Linked DNA regions of Mus musculus: region 1 is linked to region 2. A link is a loop called in an ENCODE intact Hi-C map of the cell type or tissue named here. Cell type or tissue: left cerebral cortex. All regions are shown on one strand. Each heading gives the region's core, and the rest is flanking DNA. Links, peaks and the distances in the headings are about the cores only. Region 1 holds the start of Pdss2 (prenyl (solanesyl) diphosphate synthase, subunit 2). Region 2 has its middle 27 kb from the start of Bend3.

The links. Peaks named below come from ENCODE experiments on the same cell type or tissue, not always from the same donor. Only the 100,000 strongest peaks of a DNase experiment are listed, where the experiment ranks them.
Region 1: a loop joins it to region 2, with 2.4 times the contacts of the local background. A loop is called at or near these places in 2 of 42 quality-filtered maps.

The regions. Positions count from the first base shown.
Region 1 is chr10:43,217,347-43,225,678 of GRCm38, forward strand. Pdss2 (prenyl (solanesyl) diphosphate synthase, subunit 2) reads left to right here and starts at 4,140. Exons shown (of 8, transcript NM_027772.2): 1 at 4,140-4,714. The coding sequence starts at 4,416. In left cerebral cortex, for the core only: a CTCF peak has its summit at 4,176; DNase peaks (open chromatin) are centred at 2,685, 3,408 and 4,093; H3K4me3 peaks cover 2,014 bases; H3K27ac peaks cover 1,740 bases.
Region 2 is chr10:43,448,080-43,456,411 of GRCm38, forward strand. It overlaps a transcript of Pdss2 not described here and the pseudogene Gm3699. Among named protein-coding and RNA genes, the nearest start is that of Bend3, 27 kb to the right of the region's middle. In left cerebral cortex, for the core only: a CTCF peak has its summit at 4,494 (motif pointing left); a DNase peak (open chromatin) is centred at 4,490; H3K4me3 peaks cover 357 bases.

The DNA.
Region 1 (8,332 bases), core at 134-8,133, 230 kb before region 2:
GGCCGTTTCTGTGGCTACCTACTTCTTAGAACCATGACTCAACAGCACCTCTCTTCATCGTATACATTTGCAGCTATTTGGGACATGCAGATGCCTCATTTTCTGTCCCCCCACCACAACCCCCTGATCCCTGAGGTGGGGGATACTCCTCCGCCTAGCGCATTTTTATACGCTGGAGGTGTGAGGAGCCAAAGCCCCGAGATGGAAACCTGGAGCAGCCAGAGCTACAAGCTGCTTATTAATATGTGCTCTCTTCTCACCTCGGGTGGCAATCCTGAAGTCTATTCTACGTGGCCCGAGGCCTCACCGCCTGTGGTGGTGACTAATTCAAGAACACTCTCATACTGCCTTTCCTTGTCTCACTTTCCCTAGTCATCCTGAGATCACCGTCCAAAATCAACGGCCCAAAGAGTAGGCCCTTGTCTCAGGTTCAGTTTTCAAGGGACTGAGCCAGGATAAAAGACCACTGAGCAGAATTTACACAGGGAAGCAGGATAAACACTCAATTCTTTTACTCATTGCCGAAGTTGCATCTAGTTATAAAGGCGTGAGCTCATGTGTAGTCAATGAATTTCAATCAGTTATAGGTCTTACTACTTTTTGATGGTCACATTGTTCCCTCATCAACCCTTATGTTGGTGTCTTTGGATCTTTGTCCTGTCTCACTAGTCTTTTAGACTTAAATGGCTTCCTTGATTTCTGAGACAAGACATCCATTACATACATTGGTATGTGTGTGTGTGTGTGTGTGTGTGTGTGTGTGTGTGTGTGTGTGTGCGCGTGCGCGCGACTATTCTCCAAAGCACCTTCCTAGTTTTTATAGAAAGCAGTGTATCAAAAGTACAACACAATGCTAAAGATTATTATACTATACAACTGGTACACAAAGCAAAATCTTTTGTTTTTTTTTTCAATAAATACATTTTTTTTGTTTTTTTTTTTTGTTTTGTTTTGTTTTTTGAGACAGGGTTTCTCTGTGTAGCCCTGGGTGTCCTGGAACTCACTCTGTAGACCAGGCTGGCCTTGAACTCAGAAATCCACCTGCCTCTGCCTCCAGAGAGCTGGGATTAAAGGCGTGCGCCACCACGCCCGGTTAATAAATACATTTTATTACTACATAAGAAACATTTTTGAAAAAAGTCATGAACTTATTATTTCTAACTCAACTTGAGTATTATATGGATTTTACTTACTCTGAAAGATCCACATACCTAACAACTCTCTGCATATAACATGTAGGATTAGAAAGTAATAGCATCTACATTTCTATGAGCCATAAGAATGAAGTTAAAGATCTTTTTGTAGCTCTGTTCTTCCAGGGAACATATTCTACGGACGGCGTATGATGAAAATATCATTTTTTAAAAGTCATTAGTTATTTGCTTGGTATGGTTATGACATGGCAACTTAATATGTAGTTACATCATTTGCTTCTGTGAATTTTCAAATTCTAGGAATTAGATTTTTCTTCTGTATTTAAAATTATTTAGAATACATAACATGTATACATGATTTGAAAACCAAATCTACATAGCCAAGGATTATAGAATAGTTACCAGTCTCCTTGCTGATCTCTGTTCCTTCCTGTTCAGAATACATGCCAAAATACATTCACAGTCTTATCTATTTCACAAAAAAATGTGTTATACTACTCTGTACTTTGCATTTTTAATTTGATGTATATCCTGAAAGATACAGGGGTGATCCTCTTTCGTCCAGTTGTGCTCGAGTGCCCACTTTGAGGTCTGGATTATTTTCTATTAAAATCAATACAGCAATGAACAACCTTTTGCTTTAGTTACTTTGCCTTTTGGAATAGGTTCCTAGAGTTGATATTTCTGGGTCATAATGCAAATGTGTATACAATACTGTGATTATCTAACTGCTGTGTGCTACTTTGCATTCTTAGTGGTATTAGATGTCCTTACTCCTCACAGCCTGTCACTTGAAATTCAGACATCTCTTTAGCTATAAAGATTGAAGGATATATATATATATATATATATATATATATATATATATAAATCAGGAGGACTAAAGAACAAATATCATTTTAATTTTCCAAAACTGATTACCACTAGATACAATGCAACCTTTTAACTGTTAAGTATAAAGGAAAGTGCTGGTTATTTAAAGTAAATGGGAGCAGAAGTCCCATGAATAATCAAAAACGTGGCTAACAGACCAAGACCAGAGAATAATGCACTTGGCTTTTGTGAAGAAATTAAAGTACATACTGTGAATTTTCATTAAAGCAAATGTGTGAAAAGTTACTCTTAAGGTACCATGATCTTGAAGAAGCAGCCTCAGATGCTCGATATATTACACTCAGTCTCTCTCTTTCTCTGGATTTTTCTGACTTCCTTCTCCTTGGACAACCCAGCTTAGGTCTTAGAACTCTTTAGAATGATAAAATATTTCACCTTTTACATTTATTTTTACATAGTAGTATACTTGGATTTTATTGCTAGGAATCTTACATAGGAACTCCCTTATGGGGAGACTGTTTTTAAATATAATTCACCTTTAATTAATATGCTGTTTTATCTATGGAGCCCTCACTCTGGAGCCCTGGCTAGCCTAGAACTGGCTATGTAGACCAGGCTGCTCTTGAACCTAGAGATCCTTCTGCCTCTGCCTCCTGAGTGCTTGTAAGCACCACCATTCCTGGCTCAAAAACAGAATCTTTAAATCACAGGAGACTTGGCACTCAAAGGGAGTTTGCCGCTAAACCTTCTGTGGCTAAAAGCATCTTGTGTGAACAATTTCTCTTTGTTTTTCTAGTTCATTTACATAATGTGAGCTTAAAAAATACCAACTATGAATTTTGAAAGCTCACATGAATTTTAAAAACCATTCCTGAGTGTAAAATGTAGGTAACAAGTCGTTTATTATTTTTATATTACTGATCTTAATGTTACTTTTTTCTTCCCAAGGGATTGAATTTAAGGTTTTGTAATTTTTAATTTTTTTATGATTAACAAGGACTTCAACACTTGTTTTGTCTAATTAGAAAGGGCAAGATGCTAGACGTGCTTGAATAGGTGGCACCCGAAGAGCAGAGTGGCCCTCTGGCCCTCGTCTGTAATCCCAGGACTTGAGAGGTGGATGGGGTCAAGAAGTTACAGGTCAGTTTGCTACACAGTAAGAAGTCTCAGGCCACTGTGGCCTAGGGGAAAAAAAAAACGTTCCATCCAACACTGAAAGCGTCGTCACACTGACAATTTTACTTTAGCAATGAGAAAGAATTTTTGGTAACATATTACTTAATGTTGTGGTTAAGAGTATGTATTCAAATAACCAAATTGTTAGGTCGGGTATGTGGTTCCGAAGTAGAGCACTAGCCTAGCATTACTGCATGAGGCCTGGCCTCTATCCCTAGTACCCAAAGGAGAGGAGAAAAAAAGATACCAGATCCTCTAGGTTCACATTTTGCTTAATGTGACCATAACAACTTACAATTTGGCTGTGCCTCATTCCGTTCCCCCCCATCCCCCCTAAAATCCGGGGAATAGTATTATCTTTAAAACTCAACAAAAGATTAAGTGAGCTAATATGTGAAATGCACTCATGCCAGTGAATTTTCAGTCCCGGAGCAAGCGACGTTTCATTCCATTCTCACAGCATCCTTATTTTCTGGATTTTTCACAGAAATCCTGGCACTTCGGCCAGGAAGCTGAGGGAAGCAGGGCTCAGCCTCACCGATCCACTTGCGTTCCAGCTCTGGGGGGGCCGCGGAGGAGACGTCGTCGCCCAGCTAGCGGGGCCGCCCTCCCGGGTCCGCGGCCCCCACCAAGGGCCTAAGGCGCCCAGGAGCAAAAGGCTTCCGGACGAGCCTGCGCCACGGGCCTACGATCTCGCCGCGGACCCACGATACAGACATTTATTTACATAAGCTTCACTCTGCGTTGGGCCGGGAGAAACGCTGCAGAGACCCCGAGAGCGCCTAGATCCAGGGCTAGCGGGGTGCCAAAGGGCGGACACCGACGTCCTGGGGCACAGGCTCCCTTCCATCTCTCGCCTTCCGGTCATCACTGAGGGTCCGCCCCTTAGTGGGGAGGTCCCAGCTGTGCCGTAAAGTAAAGAGCACTCTTTGCCGCTCATCAGCCCGCCCCTATCTTTACGGCAGGCCGCATTTCATGCCTCCAACATGGCGCCCCCCATGTAGGCACTGGCTGTGGTTACCAGCGCAGGTATCCAGTGCAGTTCTGAGCAGCCGCTGGGGTTACGCCAGTCTGCGCTGCAGAAGCAGCAAACGTTATTCCTGGTTACGGCTCCAGAAAGCCATACTTCTCTGAGGGTTTGGAATCGCCGTCTCCTGTTAGATTCTGAAAGTTTCTCCTCAGCCCTTGTTTGCTTCCCGTGTCATTTCTGGCCACCTTCCTCAGGTCCCCGACCCTCTCAGACTCAAAACTATGAGCCTCCGGCAGCTGCTGTTGCGCTTGTCCGGTTACCTCGGGGCTTCAGGTCCCCCCAGTCGCCACTGGTGGTACTTCAGATCCCTCGACAGCATCTCCTCGGCGGGCTCCTGGCGCGGGCGCTCCTCCAGGTCACCGGCCCATTGGAACCAGGTGGTGTCCGAGGCGGAGAAGATCGTGGGCTACCCCGCATCCTTCATGAGCCTGCGCTGCCTGCTGAGCGACGAGCTCAGCAATATCGCCATGCAGGTGCGGAAGCTGGTGGGGACGGGACACCCTCTGCTTACCACTGCCAGGTGAGCGACCCATGGTAACTCTGGGTCTGGCCAGTTCCTTGATTCTAACTTTCTTTTGAACTTTTAAGGTATTCTTTGGTGTCCCTTTAACATTCTTCTACTTGGCCCAGGATAAATGGTTTTCGTAAAAGAAAAACTTGAACGTGTTTTACAGTTTCTCTTCACTTTTAGAGATGCAGATGCTTCATGGCTTGTCAAGGTATCAGAGATGTATACTTATTTAGTCACAGTCAAGAAGTGGTATTTTAAAAATGGAATAGAGCCGGGCAATGGTGGTGCATGCCTTTAATCCCAGAGCTTGGGAGGCAAAGGCAGTGCGATCTCTGAGTTCAAGGCCAGCCTGGTCTACAGAGCAAGTTAAGCTGTTTACCTACAGAAAGATTAAGACAAGAGAGACAGGCAGAATAGACAGCTCCGGGCAGTGGTGGCGCACGCCTTTAATCCCAGCACTTGGGAGGCAGAGGCAGGCGGATTTCTGAGTTCGAGGACAGCCAGGGCTACACAGAGAAACCCTGTTTCAAAAAACAAACAAACAAAAAAACCCCCAAATATCCAGGTATTGGACTATCTAGATTGAAGTCAGTTTCCTCTGACGCTTTTACCACTTAATGCCAGACTAGTGTTAAACTTGTCACTAGGGTTTAAAAAAAAATTTATCACTTAAAAAACAACTCATACCTCATGTTTCGTAGTTTATTTCAAGCACACAGAAAAGTTATGAGAATAAAACTAGTACAAAGAGGATTAGGGGAGATGTCTTTGCCAAAGTACTTGTTGAACAAGTCCTACAACCTGGTTTGGATCGCCAGCAACAAAAGTGGAGGTTTTTCATACCAGTACTGAGGATGTGAAAACTGGAGATCTCTGCAGTGTGATGGACATTTCGTCTAGCTAAACCAGCAAATTCAGTGCTAAACAAGAAACTCCTTCTCAAACTCAAAAGTGAAAAAGCAAACAAGAGCTGGACAAAAAGATGGCAGGTGGGCTTATGAATGTTCAAAACCACTAGCCATAGGAGAATTGCAGATTTACATTACTATGAGATCTGTCACAAAGTTAAGAGGAATGAAATACAGATTTACAGAAGGACATCCTGGTGAAGAAACAGAAAAACTAAATTTGGCATGTATGTAAATCAGTATGGCCAATCTGGAAAATGGAAATTTCTTATAAGATTAAATTAAATAAGATTAAATTATACATCTTACCATCATACTCATAAACATTTATCCTAAAGAAATAATTAAAAAAAAAACACCTTGTCTATATCAGAATCTATACAGGGGTGTTTATAGTGTTGAAAGTTGGCTGTAAATTTGCCAAAGTCTTGACAGCAAAATGTTGATAATTAAGAGAATGATACTCAGCGTGGGTATTTGGGATAGCCCCAACCTGACCAACTCAAACGTCATTTATTGGTCAATGGTTGATCAAACTGTGATATATCCATAACCATAAAGCTCTATTTGGTGGAGCTGAAGAGATGTCTCAGTCATTAAATTGCCTACTGTGCAAGCTTGAGGGCCTGAGTTTAGATTCCAAGTACTGACAAAAAAGCTGGTTGCCAAGAAAGTGTGTGCAAGTGGGTTTTGTAGCCCAAGTATTAGGGTGCAATGTGGAAACAGGCTGTGCCTTTGAGCCCATTGGCCAGCCAGCCTACATAATTAATGAGTTCAATGAGAGACCTTGTCTCAAAATATAAGATGGAGCAAGATAAAGAAAATACTCTTGCCTCACATGTATACACACTTGTTAAAACCTGCATGTGTTCTCTCAAATACAAATGCAATTTGATTTTTTTTTTAAAAAAATTGATATCACTGTGTACACCTGAATGAGTCCTAAAGGGGTTATGCAAAGTGAAGAGTTTTTATCCTCCCCAAAATTAGGAGTTAACATGTGACTCGGCCATTCTTCCTCTAAGTATATTTCTAAAAGACTTGAAAACAGAGTCTCAGATAGTTATATATTTATGTTTCTAGTATTGTTTCCAATAGGCAGAAGGTAGAAGCTGATCATGTGTTCATTGGTGGGTAAATCTATTAATGAAATGTAGTATATGCATACATTGGAATGTATGTATTCAAATAACCAAATTGTTAGGTTGGGTATGTGGTTCCGAAGTAGAGCAAGGTGCATAGATCAGTTAAGGATGAATTTCTGCTCCTTGTTTGAGCAGGTGAAAGGCACCTGTCTTTTTTATGAGTCAGCTTGATTAATAACCAAATTGTAATAAATCTTCATTCATGCCATATGAAAGGATGGCGTGATGAATTTTAAGAACTCTGTTGCCAACAAGACTCATTGGCTATGTATAGTTGAAGTTCTAGCTAGAGACATTTTTATGTTTCAGCCAGTTTCAGGTTTGTTCCCATATAGAGGGATCAGCAAATTATGTTACCTGTCCTATTTGGTCTTCTTGACTTTTTTCCTTCCTGACTGCAGCCAAGGTCTTCAGGGGGGTCTCCCTCTATCAAGTCTGATCCTTATTACTTTGGAAGGAGTCTAAAACCTTTTTTTTTTTTTCTTGTTAACACAAATACAGAGCCCTTCTCCCAAAATACCTTTTCTTTGTTCCAGCAACCTGAAGTATAAAATCTAAAGTATAGACTGATTCAATTTTGCAGGCTCTTTTTTATTTAGATCTGCTCTACTTTGACCTCTGTCATAGAGTATTTAATACAATTATAATCACTGAAATTATAACTACCTTCATGTTGACAATTAAAACAATTTAAAATAATTAAGATAATTATTTTTATTTATTAAGATACCTCCATATACAGTTGTTTCAATTGTGGTAAGCTAGCCTCTGGGCAAGAAATGTACTATCTATAGACAAAATGCTGTTTGCAGGATAATTTACTGCTAAGCATTGCCAAGATAGGGTAAGCTAGTCCTTCATAATTCCTGATTCATCTGGGGTCTGTCAGATGTTCTGGGCCAGAAGGCTGAAGATAGATACTCCAGTGTTATAAGGAACATTAGGGACTGTCCAGACAGTAAGCTATCTCTGTCATTTCTATGATTTTTAGAAGCTTCATCCCTATGCTTCCTGCATACCTAAATAATATTTATTCCTTTTCAAAGCTCAGATGGTGTTGAAGACTAGATAGTTATAGTCTCACAACTAAACTTATGTTGTTTAGCATCAAGGAAGGTATTCTAGATTTTAAAAAGTTGGGTTTCAGATATAATACAAGTAAAAATCAAAGATAAGTGAGGTGCAGAATTGTAAACTCATTAATTAGTATAGATGATAAAATACTTTATCTAAATGGCCAAATAAAATGGACTGGACATTATAAATGTATATCATACCTTACAATTTTCATAATTGTTGTAATTGTATTTAATTTATATCTGAGAGAAAAGGAGCTAAAAAGGGGAATTTTTGAGGTTTGGTCTTTTGCAGTGTCTTGTAATGCTAAAGTGCAGGCCCCCAAGACCTGGTTGTCCCAGAGATCAAGAGAGTCGGCATGTAGACACAGTGATTTGTGTGACCTTGCCCTCAAGTTATTTCTGATTGGTGAATAAAGATTCTGACAGTAAATAGCTGGACAGAAGAGACATAGGCAGGTTTTAGGGTTCCTGGGCCTGGGGGGCTGGGAGGCTGGG
Region 2 (8,332 bases), core at 300-8,299:
TCTTCCAGAGGTCCTGAGTTCAATTCCTAGCAACCACATGGCAGCTCACAACCATCTGTAACTCCAAGCTCTGACACCTTGACACAGACAAAGCCCAGGCAAAACACCAGTGCACATAAAATGAATTTTTGTTTTTTTGGTTTTGGTTTTGGTTTGGTTTGGTTTTTGGTTTTGGTTTTCGAGACAGAGTTTCTCTGTATAGCCCTGACTGTCTTGGAACTCACTCTGTAGACCAGGCTGCCCTCGAACTCAGAAATCTGCTTGCCTCTGCCTCTCAAGCGCTGGGATTAAAGGCATATGGCACCACTGCCCAGCTGAATGTTATTTTTTTTGTTTTGAGACAGGGTTTCTCTGTGTAGCCCTGGCTGTCCTGGAACTCAATCTGTAGACCAGGCTGGCCTCGAACTCAGAAACCCACCTGCCTCTGTCTCCCAAGTGCTGGGATCAAAGGCGTGTGCCACCACTGCCCGGCGGTGAATGTTATTTTTTTAAAAAAGAAAAGGAATGAAGACAGCCATGCTGACTAGTAACTAGCTGCTAAATAGCTGTTTCTCAATAATACAAAGGCTCAAGTTCGATAAATGCTGTTAGAAGGAATGGGTTTTCCATTTTTCTTTTTTTCCTTCTGAACAGAGTCGCTCGCTATAGAATCCAGTATGGCCTCAAACTCAGTTGTTCCGTCTCAGACTCCTAAGTATCTGTTATCACAGGTGGATAACACACTCAGATCTCAGGAAATACACTTTGTACTGACCATCAGGAAGCAATGACTCACTACTGAGTAGAGCATAAGTACAATGAGGCTGGGAAGTGGCCCATCAGGTAGGAGGGTTTAGACACTGTGAATAGCATGAAGACCTGAGTTTGAGTCCCCAGCACCTACTTAAAAAGCCAGGCTTGGTCACACCTGCCTGAATCCCCAGCTCTGGGGGTAGGGCTGGGTAGACAGAGATAAGAGGATTCCTGGACTCTTTATCACCAACCTACCTCCAGATTCAGAAAAGAACCAGCTTAAAACAGTAAGATAGGGGCTAGAGAGATGGCTCAGCAGTTAAGAGCATCTTCCAGAGGTCCTGAGTTCAAGTCCCAGCAACCACATGGTGGCTCACAACCATCTTTAATGGGATCCGATGCCCTCTTCTGGTGTGTCTGAAGACAGCGACAGTGTACTCACACGCATAAAATAAATAAATATTTAAAACAACAACAACAACCACCCAGTAAGATAAAGAATGCTGGAGCAGAATACATGGCCTTGACTGGGTTTCTGTGGTGCTAAGGATCGAGGTCAGGGCTCCCTGCATGCTAGACCAGCAAGCACTCTACCCTTAAAAGATGACTTTATACAACATGTGAGCCCCATAGGTGTGGTACATGCCCGCAACCCTAGCCTTCAGTAAGCGAAAGTCAGAACACTAGAAGCTCACCCCAGTGGCATACCTTCTCCAAGAAGGCCACACCTCCCAATCCTTTCTAAACTGTTTCACCAACTGAGGGCCAAGTATTCAAACCATGGGCCTATGCAGCGATTCTCATTCCAACCAGCACACTACCTAGCAAGGCCGGTCTGCGTTACATGAGGTACTCTCCAAATTTAAAAAAAAAAAAAAAAAAAAAAAAGTATTTCCTTTTTATTTTTCTTGCTAGGCATGGGGACTTCCATCTTTAATGCCAGCAGAAGCAGGTGGATTTCGGAGTTGAGGCCAGTCTGATCTACAGAGAAAGTTCCAGGACAGCTATGGCTGCACAAGTGAGCTCTGTCCGTAAAGAAAAATGTAAAACATGGAAGGAAACCATAGGGACAAAGAAGGGCATCATCATATGCTGTTTGGTTTCCTTTGCTTGTTTTGAGACACGGTTCAATGTGTAGACCTGGCTTGCCTGGACCTTGCTCCGTAAGCCAGGCTGGACTCATACTCCTAGAGATCCACTGGCCTCAAGGATTAAGGCAGGTGACGCCATGCAGGGTGCCATCATATGCTGTTATCGTTCCAGAGAACAACAAGGAGCAAGATGAGGGAATCATCGAAATACCTCGCTGGGCAGTGGTGGCGCAAGCCTCTAATTCCAGTGCTTGGGAGGCAGAGAGGCAGAGAGAGAGAGAGAGAGAGGCAGAGAGGCAGAGAGAGAGAGAGAGGCAGAGAGGCAGAGGCAGAGAGGCAGAGAGAGAGGCTGAGAGAGAGAGGCAGAGAGGCAGAGGCAGAGAGGCAGAGAGAGAGGCTGAGAGAGAGAGAGAGAGAGAGAGAGAGAGAGAGAGAGGCAGAGAGGCAGAGACAGACAGACAGAGAGAGAGAGTGAGAGAGAGAGAGACAGAGAGAGAGAGAGAGACAGAGAGAGAGAGACAGAGAGACAGAGAGAGAGAGAGAGAGAGAGAGAGAGAGAGAGAGAGAGAGAGAGAGACAGAGAGACAGAGAGAGAGAGAGAGAGAGAGAGAGGCAGAGAGAGAGAGAGAGAGAGAGGCAGAGAGGCAGAGGCAGAGAGGCAGAGAGAGAGGCTGAGAGAGAGAGAGAGAGAGAGGCAGAGAGGCAGAGAGAGAGAGAGAGAGAGGCAGAGAGGCAGAGAGAGAGAGAGGCAGAGAGGCAGAGGCAGAGAGGCAGAGAGAGAGGCTGAGAGAGAGAGAGAGAGAGAGAGAGAGAGAGAGGCAGAGAGGCAGAGAGAGAGAGAGAGGCAGAGAGGCAGAGAGAGAGAGAGGCAGAGAGGCAGAGAGAGAGAGAGAGAGAGAGAGAGAGAGAGGCAGAGAGAGAGAGGCAGAGAGGCAGAGAGGCAGAGAGAGAGGCAGAGAGGCTGAGAGAGAGAGAGAGAGAGAGAGAGAGGCAGAGAGAGAGAGAGAGGCAGAGGCAGAGGCAGGTGGATCTGAGTTTGAGGCCAACCTCTTTCTACAGGGTTAGTTCCAAGATAGCCAGGGCTATGCCTCAAAAAACAAACAATGAAGATTTGTGTGCTTCTAACCATACAGCCTCAAAAATCACAATCCCTTCCCCCACAGGCACAGAGACACACACGTGGAACAAACTGTAGGGAGAAACAGATACTAACATGTACATTTCAAAAACTGATCAAGTAAATGTGGTAGCTCATGCCTGTAACCACAATACTGGGGAGACTGAGGCATGAAGGATCATGAATTCAAGGCTAGCTGGAGCTTCATTAGAACACCGCCCCCCCCACCCCCATGCAAGAATAGATAAAGCTTGAAGGCATAACCCTTTAATCTAATCACTTGAAAGACAGAGGTAGGTGGATTTCTATGCATTCAAGGACAGCCTTGTTTTGAGACCCTGTCCAAAAAAGAAAGAGAAAAGGAGAAGGAGAGGGAGAAGAAGAAGAAGAAGAAGAAGAAGAAGAAGAAGAAGAAGAAGAAGAAGAAGAAGAAGAAGAAGAAGAAGAAGAAGAGGTGGAGGAGGAGGAGGAGGAGGAGGAGAGAGGAGGAGGAGAGAGGAGGGGGGAGGAGGAGGGGGGAGGAAGGGGAAAGGAATGGGAGGGGAAAAGAGGGGAGGAAGAAGAAAGGAGGAGGAAGAAGAAAGTGAGGAAGAAAGAAAAGAAAGAAAAAGAAAGAGGAAGGAAGGAAGGAAGGAAGGAGAGGACTCTAAAAGCTGAGGAAATGGCTCGGTCTGTAAAGCATTTGCTGTGTAAGCATGAGGAACTGAATTTGAGTCCCCAGAACCAATGTAAAATCAATCAATCAATCCATCAATCCAGGGCCAGGTGCACAGGTGCACTGTAATCTCAGAACTGAGAAAATCCCATCAGCAGGACCCCAGGGGCCAGCCGGGCTGGTCAAATTGTGGATCTCTTAAATTCAGTGAGAAACTGTCTCAAAAACAGCGGGGTGCCAGGGTGGGGGTGGGAGGTGGCAGAATGTCTCAGGGGGGGTAAAAGCTTGTACCACAAGACCCTGGAGACCTGTGCTCTGTCCCCAAACCCATGGAGAAGTGAGATAACCATGTTCCTGAGGTTACCATCCGTCTCCCACAGATGTACCATGGCACACTGGGGACCCTCCCATCACACACTTATAATATACACCCCCCAAGGTAGAGGAACTGATATTCATGAAATGCCCATATTAAAACTTTAGAAACAACGAATAAGCTCATGGGATGAGCTGTGTCTGCATGTCTCCACACCCTACGAATTGTCTGCCAATCAGCAATAGTTAACTTACAGGCGGAACTGTTTAACTTACAAAGATGACTTTCGCTTTGTTCTATTGATACCTTATGCATAAAAGGGATTCAGTGAACTCGTGTGCATAAGATATTTATCACAATGTCTAATTTCATCTCCTTCATCATTTTGTCTAAGAGGCCTCCCCTCAATTCTAGTTATAAATCGATACGGTAAAACCCGACCACAGTCGGCCACGAATCCAGGCGTGTGAACTGTGTTTGTGAAGCTGACAACGGAGTGGCTGGTGGGGGTTCACACAGCTGAGGACTCTGGGAGCCCAGCTAGCCATGTTAAATTCATGCCAGGCCTGGCTACAGTTTGATGCCACCTGGTGGCAGTAGTGGTCCTGTTTGGAATACCATAGAAGATGACTGAATCCAGAGGTCCTACTGTCCCGACTGTCCCAGGTAGCTGTGATTCAGAGGCTCAGCGAGGGGTGTGGGGGAGGGGCGCGTGAGGATCAGAGTTCTCACGCCTGCCCTCTTTTCTTTCAGAAGTCCACATGCATTTCTTCTGCTGTGTGGCTGCAGCTCAGACCCAGAGCTGCTCCTGACCACTAGCATAGCCTTTAATTCCCATCTCCAGTCTTTATTTATCCAGTTCCAACAGAAGCTAAGCAGGGAATGGGAGCAAGTTCTTGTAAATTTTGCATAACTAAAATTACATCTACAGTTATGTGGTTTTTCTTTTTCCATTTCTCTGTGTGTGTGTGAGCACACACGCATATGTTTTATGCAAGTTTGCATATGTGTGGGTGCACACGGACGCCCAAAGCTGATGTCCACAGTCATCTTCAATAACACGTCTTTTTCACTGAGGCAGGCTCTCTCAGTCAAACCCTGAACTCAGAGGTATGGCTGGTCTCATTAGCCAACTTGCTCTGGGAATCCCTTCTGTGTGCCTTCAGAGGCTAGCATGGCAAACGAGCCACCATACTGTCTGGAGTTTCACGTGGTGGGGCTGGTGAATCAAAACTCCAGCCTCAGGCTTACAAGGCAAGCACTTCAACCACTGGGCCATCTCCCCAGTCCTAAGTTACAGTTCATCATTTTTAAAAAAGATGTAGTTACTTTATTTTCGGTGTATGAGTGCTTTGACTGCACATATGCATGTATGTACACCATGTGCATACGTGGTATCCGCAGAGGCCAGAAGAAGTCAGAGCCCCTGGAACTGGAATCACTGTGAGTGACCATCGGAGTTCTAGGACTCAGCCTTGGGTGCTCTGTAAGGATACTGTGATCTTGACCACTGAGCCATCTCTCCAGCACCCAAGTTTGTTTGTTATGAATGTGTATAGTCATGCAGCTTTACTGTGGTTATTTATTTATTTATTCGAGACAGGGTTTCTCTGTGTAGCCCTGGCTGTCCTGGAACTCACTCTGTAGACCAGGCTGGCCTCGAACTCCGAAATCCACCTGCCTCTGCCTCCCAAGTGCTGGGATTAAAGGTGTGTGCCACCAGCTAACAAGACTTTTTATTAAAGAGTTTTTGATTATTCTAAATGTTTAGTTGGATTTTTTTTAAAGTCTTTATTATAAAACCTGGTATGGTGGAACATACCTGTACCTGCTGTAGAGGCAGGAGAATCAGGATTTTAAGGCTTTCATGTCTACATAATGGATTCCAGACTAGTCCAAGCTGCATGAGACCCTGTCTCAAAAACAAACAAACAAACAAACAAAAAACAAAACAAACAAAAGACAGAGAAAGAGGTGAGAGAAAAGGAGAGGGTATGTGAAGATAAAAAGATTCATTCCATCCAGAGGGTAGTAATCTTCTTGCATAAATGTTACCAATCTTTCAAGAGCATCATGAGTTTGAGGCCACCCTAGGGTATGTGCCAACACATTGTCTCAAAATAAAAACAAAATGTCGTGCTCCTTAGATCTTCATGGAGACAAGGCTGTAAAGGGTCAATGGTCAGTTCCTGGATGTCTGTCTTGGCCTCTCACTCTTCCTGGCATCTCCTAGTTCAGACAGGGAGTCTGAGAAACCAACACTTACTGAAAGAGAGCTGCAGAGCCAGAGGTCTGGGACCAGGGTCTCCCTCTCTCTCCCCATCTCTTGTCACAGTCAGTGACTACATTTGTCTTTCAGGAAACAGCCAAGCACCAAGCTGGTTGTCACATGTTGGAAGCTTTGTGGCAAAGGTCAGAAGAAGGCCTGCTTACCAGCATCTTGGCAGGCTTACCTGCTGTCTGTCCTTTCTGCCCTGCCCTCCCCTCCAGCTACTCAAAAGTGTGAATTACAATACTGTATTACCCACTTCTCTGCCTCAGCTGTGGCCCACAGCTTCCCCATCCTTCTCAGGTACAGTCCTGCTCAGCCACCCCCACCCCCACACACACTCCCACCACCCATGCGACCCCCTCCCAAGCCTCTATGCCATCTCCCAGATCCGTTCTGTCTCCTTGCTCACCCCCCACTTGTTTCCTCTGATGTTTCAGGCTTTTCCTCTCTGCTTCCAGGGCTAGCCTCTGACTGAAGATTTAAAATGATCTCTTGCCTACCCATGTCTTCATTCCCTAAAGACTTGCAAGTCTACATGGAGTTAATTTTGAAAGCTTTGTCACATGAAAACTGGCCAGGCCATCAGCCAAAGAGCTCTCCTGCCAGGACAGGCATGCTTAGCCCTATATTTAGGTCCTAAGCGGTCCCACTCACCTCTTTCTATAACTGATAGGAGCCACACTCACTCCCGGTTAGAAGAATTTAAGCATGAGAAAAGCGCATTCACTTAGTGTAGCCTAGACCAGAGACCCTGTGGTAGGTAACTAAAGTCACTTCTTTACCTGCTTTTTGCCAAATACACTCTGTACATTTTACGCAAGTATACTGTTGATTTACTGGGAATAAGAGGGGTCGCATACCTGGGCCACAGAACTCCAATAATCCACATTTACCTGATACTGCCTTCTGAGTAGTCTACATGTGAAAGTTTAAAATTTAGCTGGGTAATGGTGGCACACACCTTTAATCCCAGCATTCAGGAGGCAGAGGCAGGCAAATCTCTGTGTTTTGGAAGTTAGCCATCTCAAAAAATTAACTATTAATTAATTAAAATCGTTGGAAGCGAAGAAGCTAGTCCTTAATTTTTTTTTTCAGATGTAGGAGCTGAAGATATGGCTCCGTACTCAAGAGTGCTTGCTGCTTTTGAAAGAGACAGCTTCAGTTCCCAGCCCCCATGTGGTAGCTCACAACCATCCATTCCGAACTGCAGTTGTAGAGGAGTCTGACACCCACTTCTGACCTCCGTGGGCACCAGGCACCCACTTGGTACACAGACATAATATGCAGGCAAAACTCATACAATAAAATAAATAAGTGTAAAAACCTTTTTATTTTTAATTGTGCTGGGTGTGGTGGCACACACCTTTAATCCCAGCAGTTGGGAGGCAGAGGCAGGCGGATTTCTGAGTTCGAGGCCAGCTTGGTCTACAAAGTGAGTTCCAGGACAGCCAGGGCTATACAGAGAAACCCTGTCTCGAAAATAAATAAATAAATAAATAAAATTTTCTTTGTCCTCTTTTGAAACAGGGTTTCTCTGTGTAGACTGAGTTTCTCTGTCCTAGAACTTGCTCTGAAAACCAGGCTGGCCTCAACCTCAGAGATCCACCTGCCTCTGCCTCCCAAGTGCTGGGAGACGCCACCACCGCCCAGCCTAATTTTTTTTTTGGGGGGGGGGGAGGGGAGGTTCGAGATAGCCCTGGCTGTGTGTGTAGCCCTGGCTGTCCTGGAGCTCACTTTGTAGTCCAAGCTAGCCTCGAACTCAGAAATCTGCCTGCCTCTGCCTCCCGAGTGCTGGGATTAAAGGCGTGCGCCACCATGCCCAGTCCAGCCTAATTTTTTCTTTTTTTCTTTTCTTTTCTTTTTCTTTTTTTTTTCTTTTTTTTGATTCTTAAGCTGACTGCAAGAGGGTTTATTGTACACGAGCTACACTTGGCCACAAGAGAACAGAGCTAGTCCAGAGTGCCGGGGGTCCAGGGCAGAGGGCCAGCGGGACTGTTTTGGTTGTAAGAAAGGCGGTCATTTCTCCAGGCGATCGCAGCGAGGTGACGTTCCAGGTCTACTGAGACTCATTACCGATGGCAGCACACAGTCCGATAGCTTGTCCCGGCCCTCAGCATCCCTCACTTCTGCTCCTGCAGGCGTCGTGGGT